Linked DNA regions of Homo sapiens: all the other regions are linked to region 2. A link is a contact called in ENCODE Hi-C data. All regions are on one chromosome and are shown on one strand. Each heading gives the region's core, a stretch centred on a gene start or an enhancer-like site at or near the end of the contact. The rest is flanking DNA. Distances are from core to core; before and after follow the strand shown. Region 1 overlaps LOC105373851 (a long non-coding RNA gene). Region 2 holds the start of RPE (ribulose-5-phosphate-3-epimerase). Region 3 holds the start of CREB1 (cAMP responsive element binding protein 1).

Region 1 (2,975 bases), core at 194-2,693, 2.7 Mb after region 2:
AAAGTCTAGGCACCATGAGAGACTCAGTCCCAAATTGAGAGAATTTGCCAGGGGTTTGACATGAACCCTGCCTTGTTTGAGCCCAGTTCTCCAAGCCCAGAGCAGGGGTTCTCCAGGATGGAATCCTCTTAGAGACTCCTCAGTGACTGTACCCATCTCCTTTCCATTCTACCCCTCTCTGTATGACCAAGAGAGAATTGTTTTCCCTTTTAGGCATAGCTAACATGGGCAAATGAAACAAATTAGTTTTCATTACTGCAGATAATAAATAAATCTTGTGGTGAAATAAATAATATAATATGTAATAATGGACTGAAAAAATACAGCTCAAAACAGACAAAGCTGGGTAAAAACAGAAACCATCAAAAGTAGAGAAAGCCAGAGAACTATCCAGTCAAGCAATAAAGCAACAACATCTGAGAGGCCTCATGTACTGTCCTGAAGTGACTTTTAGCTACTCACGCTGTGTTAACTGTTGATGAAATGTCATTGAGCTTAAAATAAAATAAGTTTGTAGTCCTAGATAACACTCTGCAAGAGCAAATAATATTAGGCCACTATACACCGATATAAATAAATAACTCATAGCAATGTACCAATATGTCAAGATTTTTCACAGGAGGGAGTATGAAAACTAGCTGGATGGTGTCAGGCTCGTTTAAAAGCTCATTTGCTCCCCTTAGTCACTGTCCTTTCACCTTTACATGGCATCTCTCCTGGTCTCTTGTCGACGTGGTTGTCAAAGCACCAGCTCAATAGTGCTGGTCTGTCAGCAGAGATGTGTTAAATGTAAAGATGGCAGAGTTCCCCACAGAAAGCTACATGCAGACTCTGGAGCCAGCTGAAGTCATGGGGCGTCAGGTGACAATGAGACTATGTCATCAAATGACATGTATCCCTGAGGTGCCCAATGAACTTTACACAGAGTTTTTTTTTTTTTTCCTATTGTATTATTCTGACATCTTGCTAAAAAAAAAGAAAAGAAAGAGGACAGACATTTCTATTCCACAGAAAGGAAAGCTTGGACTCAAAGAAGTTGCCTGAATTGCTCTAGATGACTTTATTTTTTGGGATTTCCTGGTTTCCATAAACAGCCACCCATCTGCCTACCCTCCTTCTCCCACTCACTTCTGACCACAACTGCACCCTGCTGTGTGTTAGGAGGAGCGGATTTGATGTCTCGGAGGCGAGGGGTGTGTCTGAGGTGAATGGGCATGTCTATACCTCCCTACTTTGTTAAATGATTGCAACAGAGATCACCCACGTACTCCCAGCCTGGTTCAGTGCAACACATGTCTAGTTCATTAGATGCAGCCTGTTCAGGCCTCTTCTACCTGCTGAGACTTCACACCCATAAAATCCAGTTAAACCTCTGAGTCACAGGAGGCTGCCCTATCAGAAGACTACACACTTTCCAGCTTCCCAGCTTGGGAGTCACAAGACCTGAGTTCAGATTTCAGCTCTGCCACTTACTGAGGCAAATACTTGTATCCATCTTAATGTCAGGTGGTCATGTTGAGTAACCTCTGATTTCTTATCTAAAGGGGTTTTTTTTTTAGGATAATTGAATGGAAAAACTATCTTAAATTGCTTAGTACAGGAGTCATCAATGTATAGTCTGCCTGCTGCCTGTTATGGAAATAAAGTTTTATTGGAACACAGCTGTGCCCATTCAGCTAAGGCTAGCATTTATGTTTATTGTTGACAGCTGCTTTTTTGCTACAATGTCAGAGATGAGTGGTTTTCCCACATAGTGGGTCTGCACTATGTATGAGTTGCTTACTCCTTTTCTTCTTTCTGTTTGTCCTTACTCTTAACTGTATGCTCCTAATTAGTTGCTCTCTAATTATCCAACCCCTCCCCAGAAACAGACTGACTATACTTTCTTTTAACAGTAATTTGCTGGAGAGTTTCAATTTCACTTTGGGCACTGCTACGTCTTAGTGACAATAAGTAATTCATCTGGGGTGGATGGGGGTGATAGGGTGGGGGTGGGGGTGGGAGGAGGTGAATAGGAAGCATTGTAGCTTCGTACTTTGTGAGTGGACTCAGTGAGGGACAACCACAGACACAGACCCTAGTTCAGTGTCATATCTCTATGTTTCATCAAACAACTACAGGATTTTGTTTGTTTATTGTTAGCAGGAGTACATGGTGTAAGGGCAGGTCGAAACATTTTTTCCCCTAATTTCAGTATGGTTAAAAAAAGTATATTCTCCAATGTATTGTGAGATTGATGTAGTGAAAAGATGCCTGGTAAGAGAAGTCAGAAAATCTAGGTTCAAGTCTGGGTTTATCTTAGTTTTATTATGTTGGTCAAGCCACTTCTGAGTGTCAGTTTCTTCAGAACTAAGACTGAGGGTAATAATACGACTTGATTCCTAGCATGATTCTGAAGCATAAAAGATAATGCAAGTGGAAAACTTTGTGAACTATGAGGCCATCTATAAAATGTGACACATATGTATATAACAGGGTCTGTTTCAGGGGATTTCATTATTTTCTTTTTCTTTATATTTTTATATTTACATCAAACACAGTTTCAGTTTTTACAATAGGTTCTGATATCTGACGAGGCTGATCCCTAAGAACATTTGCATTTTGCTAGTTTTCCTGTTTATAGTTTTGAATGTTTTTAATAAGATAAGCACTAAGCTTAGCAATTCGTCAGTGTTCATTCTAATGACCTTCAAGAAACGTCCCGTTGGATCTTTAGACAGAATTATTTCAGTAAGTTTGAGGAGCCTTGGCATCTTTATGTTGAATTTTTCCATCTAATAAAAATATAACTCTTCCTCTTAATTATTAAAAATATATCCCCCAATCAAGGTTTTAAAACTTTTAATACATTTCTTATTGAGTTTATAAATATTTTATATTTGTCGCTATTTGAATAGCTTTTCTTTTGCTTTATATTATCTATCTGTTTACTGCCAGTATATAGAAATACTGTTGCTTTTTAGGTATTTATCTTA
Region 2 (2,889 bases), core at 55-2,554:
TATGGTCAAAGTTTTGTCATTATCAGTTGGGTGGACTCCTAAGGTAACTGGGTAAAATGCCAAAGAGAAACAATACATTTAACCACATAGAGCAATGGAAGATAAAACTCTTCAAAGCCAGATTAACATTAAAAAGAAAAGGAAATCATCACCTTTAGAAAATAACACCAATTTGCAAACTGAATGAGGGAACACAGGGTTTTTACCTATTTAAAATAAATTTATTTTTCCATCCCCACTCAAGATAATGGTATTTATGATTTTTATAGTCAGTTAACAGTGGGGCTCAGAGAACTACTTGGCAAACCTAGGAAGAGCCAAGTTGCAAGTCTGTCACAATCTTCTGTAATCTTGAGGGAGTCTTACTGCTTTCTCTGGGGTTGTTTCCTCATTCTGTAACCAACTTCAGAAACTAATATCCTGACTCCAAACAATATTATGTGCTGTAACTACGGTGCTTAAAAATTACTTACAAAAAACTGACCTCCCTGAAGAGCAGGGTGCCTGAAGAGAAAATAGACAGGAAAATCAGAATTGTAATAATGATGTAATTAACAATTATAGAGAACTTAATATACGCCAGGCACTGTAAACTTCTCATGTACTCGCTCATTTCATCTTCCAAGATGCCTAAGCGGTAGGTTCTGTTAGTAGTTCCATTTTTCAAATTATGAAACTGAAGCTCAATGAGGTTAGTGGCTTGTCCAAGGTAACCCAGCAAGTGGCAGAACTCGGGAACCTAACCGCAGGTGCCAACTTAAATCGTTAGAGAAGTCTGTTTCCCCAGCTTTGCCACTAACTAGCTATATGAGCTTGGGCAAGTCATGCTTCTCCCCTTGGGCCTCAGTTTCTCTAGCTGAAAGTGAAGAAATGTCCTAAAGATTTAGGTCGCTTCCGGGTCCTAAGTGATGGAAGACCACACGTTACGTGGGGGGAGGGGAGGAACTGAGGTTTGGGACCCGGCCGCAACCCAGGATACCGCGTCGGTTCTGCTCCTGCTAGAGCCTCCAGGGCTCCTACCCCACACCCCTTCTAGCATCGCGTTCAGAGTGAGGCGCTCGGTGGTACAGGGACGCGGTACATCCAACAAGCAGTCAATAAAGGTGCACTGATCCGCCCCGCCGCGCGGCAAGCCCGACCGGAGCCCGGAGGAGTTACCCGTCCATTACGTCCAGGTGCAGATAATCGGCCCCAGAGTCTAGCATCCGGAGGCACTCGGCCCCTAAATTGGCCAGGTCGCTGTTGAGGATGGACGGGCCAATCTTGCAGCCCGACGCCATACCGCTGGCTCCCAAAAGCAAGTTACCCACGAGTCCCCGGCAAGGCTAGAGCGTCACCCCGATTGGGCGCGCAGTTTTGGCCCCGCCCCTTCTCCGTACAGGCTTCCGGATTCTACCGGAAGCAGCCACTCTGCGGTGAGGAAGTCCCGCCTCCTCCTGGGGTGGGGCGCTGTCAGCCGTCCGCCTGGGGCGGGGCGGGGCACACGGGCCTCGTACACCTGATTTTGACCTTCCTTCTTGTGCTGTTTGGATCTTAACGTCCTCGCAGTACTCAAGGCGTTTCTTAACCTTTTTTCACTTTGCTTCTCCTGCAGTTCCCTCTCCTCGGCTCTTGACTTAACATCACTTTTTGTTTCTCCACCCTTTGCATATGCCTTTCTTTCCTCTCCAGCGCCTATGCTGGCCCTTTAAAACAACAATTAAAAACCTTTCTTCCTCGTATTTCTCCTAGAGCTCTTCTTTTGAGCTGGAGGAACCCTGGCTCTGCCAGATACTAGCTGGGTGACCTGGCAAATCACTTCTTAACTTCGGTTTTCTCATCTGTAAAGACAGTGCCCAGCTTTAGGGTTGTATTAAATGAGTGAAGCCAGGTAATGCGCCCAGCAGGATGCCTGGTGCTCAGTACAAAATGGTAGTTATTATTATATTACCCTCTTTTTCTGCCTTTGCAGTTCCTCCTTACCTTTTTTGTTTTTCCCTCTGTTGAGGCTCAGAAAATGATAGCCCAAAGTGAAGGCCTCAGACGCAACAGTGTTTCTCTGACTTCCTGCCCTGCTCTCTTCTCAGTCTCATTCTAGGAGGCAGGTCATAGAAACTGGAGCCCATCTTCCCTAAGAAGAGTCATTGAAACCGGAACCCCCTTTCCCTGAAGCCAGACACAAAACCCAAAAGCATTACTCTAACTTTCCTCCACCTTTCTGTGTAAAAACTGGCCATAAATTATTTGACCCATCTCAACTGTAGGTTATAAAACTCCTCTTCTAGAGAAGGTTCTATCCCATATCCAGGAGGAGGGAATGCTGCACAGAGAGGCCAGGAATCTAAACTAGACTGGCCAAGGCCAGGTCAGTCTATTAGCATTAGATCGCCTATTTTGTCCAATCGTATTTCTACATGGCTGTCTATACTTTGTTGAACCTAAGTATAAAAATGGGTAATCACCCCTGTACCTTTGGGTCTTCATTCTGAAGGCTCCTGTGTCAGGTAAAACTATAATCAAATAAGTTTTTATGCCTTTTCTCCTGTTAATCTTCTTTCTGTCAGTGATTTTCAGCAAACCTTTGGAGGGTGAAGGGAAAGTTTTCCCTTGGCCCCTACACCTCTCCAATGCTCATTCACAAATTGTGATAGGTTTGTGTGCTGTTCACACACAGTTCAGAAATGGATGAGTATCCTGATGCTAAATGTGCCTAGGGTCAGGAAAAGAGACAGAAGTAAAACCACTTGGCGGGGATAAATGGACTTAGCAAGAGCAATCCTTAAGGGGTCAGAATAGAGCACTTGTACTCTGTGTAAAAGACGGAAGTGGTAACTTGGACTGAGAGGTGACAGCGTGCTGGCAGCCCTCGCTCACTCTCGGTGCCTTCTTGGCCTTGGCACCCACTCTGGC
Region 3 (2,963 bases), core at 265-2,764, 2.5 Mb after region 2:
TGTCAATGACTTTTCTGCTGTCCTCTTTTCCCAACAGGCGAAGAAAAAATACAGCTTGTGGCTTAAATTGTCAATCTCAAGACGGGGGTTACCTACTGCATGAGACAAATAATGGATACTTTAATGTCTATTTTTAGTAGTAGTATTAAATCAATCTCTCATTAAAGTTCACACAGAAATTCGTGGGAAATATGGTAGGGGGAGTGGGACGGAGGGTGAGGGGAGATCCAGATGACCCAAACGCGGTTGGCAAGGTTGCACCCCGCGAAATGATGTAAAACAAGAGTACATCGGCTGATACTCGTTCCAACGAAGTGTTTCAGAATGATAGATCTCAAGTGATGATTACCTTATTAAAAAGGGTTAAAACCGAAACTGTTTTCAAACACCAGCTTCCCTTTTATAAGATCCCAACAGTTTAAAAAGTTATTATAAATGTTTTTCTTAGCACCCTTTCTCCCAAAAAGCATGCATTTCCATGACTGACTTTAAAAAAAAAAAAAAAGCAAAGGGGTGAGGGAGTCAAAAATTCCCCCCAAAAGCACAAGCTCTCATCTCTCAACTAAGCAACACAGGGCAGAAAGCAGCATTTCCTCAACGGTGTAGGAGCGGGGGGGAAAGGGCACGAATAAAATACAGCACGAGAGGAAACCTTGGGTTTCGAACTTTATTGCACAAAGAGTGGAGAGAAGAGTAGGTCAGACGTTGCAGCTCTTCCCCTTGCGAAGCGGGCATGGCAGGCACCGAAGCCACCGGGAAGGCAGCAGGCACCTTCACCTCCTCTGCCCTCAACTGTCGCCTTCTTCCTCCTCCATCCCCCACCGGCACCTAGGCGGCGGCTGCCCCGGAGGCCCGGCCGGGTCGGGCCGGGGGCGAGGCGGGCGGCGGGGGCCGGACGAGCGAGCGGCGCGGGGGGCAGCGCCGGGCCGAGCGGGCGGCCTCCCCCGGGGCGGCTCCGGGTTCCCGGCTCCGCGCCCGGCCCGGCGGCGGCGGCGGGAACGCGGGCGCCAGCTCGCCGCGGCCGGCCGCCCGCACACACCCCCGGCCGCCGGCTCCCACCCCGCCCGCCGCCCGCCGCCCGCCGCCCCCCGCCATGAGCGCCGCCGCTGGCTGCAGGCAGAGTCGCTGCCGCCCCGGCCGCCGCTGGCTCCAGTCCGCCGCCATTATTCTTTGTTCGCTGCGAGCGGCGGCGATGTTGTGGGGCTCGGGCGGAGGCTCCATCTTTACCGCGGCCCCTCCTGCGAGGGGAAGGCCCCAAGCGCGGGTGTCCGGCGCCTCCCCGTCCCCCCTCCGTCCCCCCGGCTCTCTCTGGCTCCTGCCTCCTCCTCCTGCTCCTCTTACCGGTGGTACAAGCTCCTCCGTCACTGCTTTCGTTCACGGCCCGGATCTCGCTGGAGTTTTATTCTCTCCCCCACGTAACACACCGCGTCAAACTACACCTCCGCCGCGTCACTCACCAACACTCCGCTTCTCCCAGCCGCCCGGGCCACAGGCAGCAGCAGCCGCCGCCGACTGAGGAGCCGCAGCCAGGGAGCCAGCCAGCGCCGCCCAGTGCCGAGTGCGCAGCGGCCGCGCACGGAAACAGCCGAGCTAGGCCCGGAGCAGCTCGAGCGGCCCCGCCCCCGCGCTGGGGACGGAACTTGCCGAAGACCTTCGGGTTTCTTCGGGCGACGAGAAGGGGTTCCGCGGGGAGAGGGAAGGCGAAGGCGGGCTGAGCCCGGCGCCGGGAGGAGTGGTCTAAACTCCACCGCGGCTTTCGCATCGGTAAAGCCGGCAGCGGAAATTTGAAGGAGGAAGCGGGGTTTGTGTGTGGCCCAGTGGGGGAATTCCCGAGGGGTGTCGGCGACTTGGTGGAAACCCCCGCTCAGGCCTGCCCCTGCGGCGGTGAGCGGCGGGCTAGAAGGCGGCTGCGGCTGCCCTGGCTCTGCTCTTGACCGCCGCCAGCCCCGGGAACTTTCCGACGCCGCCGGGAGACGGGGGACGGGCAGCCCGGGCTGGGACGCGGCCGGACCGCTGGAGCCGTGCGGGCTGGGGAAGAAGGTCTGCTGCGCCTCTGCCAACGTCCCGGGGCCTGGGACCCGGGGGCGTCGTGGGACCCCCGTGGGGACGGGTTTTCCTTTCCGAGACTCCGCGGAGAAACCTGGCGGCCGCCAGCGGAGCATGCTTTTCCGGGGGGCGCTGGCCCCGATACTGTGGCACCTTGCGGGGCTCTGCCCGGACCATGGCTGACGTCGACGGCCCTCGGAGGCCTCCAAGCCACACAACCTGCCCGGACCCCTGGAAATATGCCCCATCCTACCTCCCCGCCTTTCTCCAGACAACATCCTGTGTCGCTTTCTTTCCTCAGCCTGTTTTCTACAGCAGGGATTCGCACCCACTGCACCCTAAACCCAGCAGGGGGACTTCCGTGGCTGGAAACTACTGAATTGTTCTTTCAGAGGTCTCTCAGGACGGCACCACTAGGTCCCCATTCTCCTTGATAGTGAACTCTGCAGCCCTCTCCTTGGGGTTTCAAGTCTTTTTTTTTTTTTTTTTTTTTTTAATGAGACGGAGTCTAGCCCTTGTCGCCCAGGCTGGAGTGCAGTGGCACGATCTCGGCTCACTGCAACCTCCGCCTCCCGGTTTCGAGCGATTCTCCTGCCTCAGCCTCCCTAGTAGCTGGGATTACAGGCACCTGCCACCACACCTGGCTAATTTTTGTGTTGTTAGTAGAGACGGGGTTTCACCATGTTGGCCAGGCTGGTATGGAACTCCTGACCTCAGGTAATCCACCCGCCTCGGCCTCCTAAAGTGGTGGGGTTACACGTATGAGCCACCGCGCCCGGCCTCAAGTCTTAATCATTCTTTTTCTGTCCTTTAAAGGAGACGTGTCTTTAGGAAGCAGAGAGGGTTCGATTCTGGACTCCGCCCATGACTCACTTCTCTTGTAAAGAAAGAGTTGTCCTTCCTGGTACTCCAGGTAC

The links. A loop is a pair of places that touch in the nucleus more often than their neighbours do. Pooled maps may share reads with other maps.
Region 1: a pooled map shows a loop between it and region 2 (4-fold over the local background). The contact joins the enhancer-like site here to the promoter of RPE in region 2. A Hi-C loop is called at or near these places in 2 of 37 single-sample maps with no recorded cell type and 2 of 50 pooled maps.
Region 3: a loop to region 2 is called in a pooled map, with 14 times the contacts of the local background. The contact joins the promoter of CREB1 here to the promoter of RPE in region 2. A Hi-C loop is called at or near these places in 7 of 50 pooled maps.

The regions. Positions count from the first base shown.
Region 1 is chr2:207,336,304-207,339,278 of GRCh38, reverse strand. All of the region lies in intron 1 of LOC105373851 (a long non-coding RNA gene), which reads right to left. Among named protein-coding and RNA genes, the nearest start is that of MIR1302-4, 68 kb to the right of the region's middle. Within about 2 kb of position 1,443, at least 4 of the 41 ENCODE cell types and tissues checked have a DNase peak (open chromatin) inside an H3K27ac peak, as active enhancers do.
Region 2 is chr2:210,001,053-210,003,941 of GRCh38, reverse strand. RPE (ribulose-5-phosphate-3-epimerase) reads right to left here and starts at 1,304. Exons shown (of 6, transcript NM_199229.3): 1 at 1,159-1,304. The coding sequence starts at 1,280. RefSeq lists enhancers at 1,036-1,205, 1,246-1,295.
Region 3 is chr2:207,528,513-207,531,475 of GRCh38, reverse strand. It overlaps CREB1 (cAMP responsive element binding protein 1), which reads right to left and starts at 1,514. Exons shown (of 8, transcript NM_004379.5): 1 at 1,342-1,514. It overlaps LOC124907970 (a long non-coding RNA gene), which reads left to right and starts at 1,879. Exons shown (of 3, transcript XR_007088060.1): 1 at 1,879-2,040; 2 at 2,863-2,959. RefSeq lists silencers at 206-375, 1,086-1,135, 1,166-1,295, 1,966-2,145 and enhancers at 1,386-1,485, 1,746-1,945.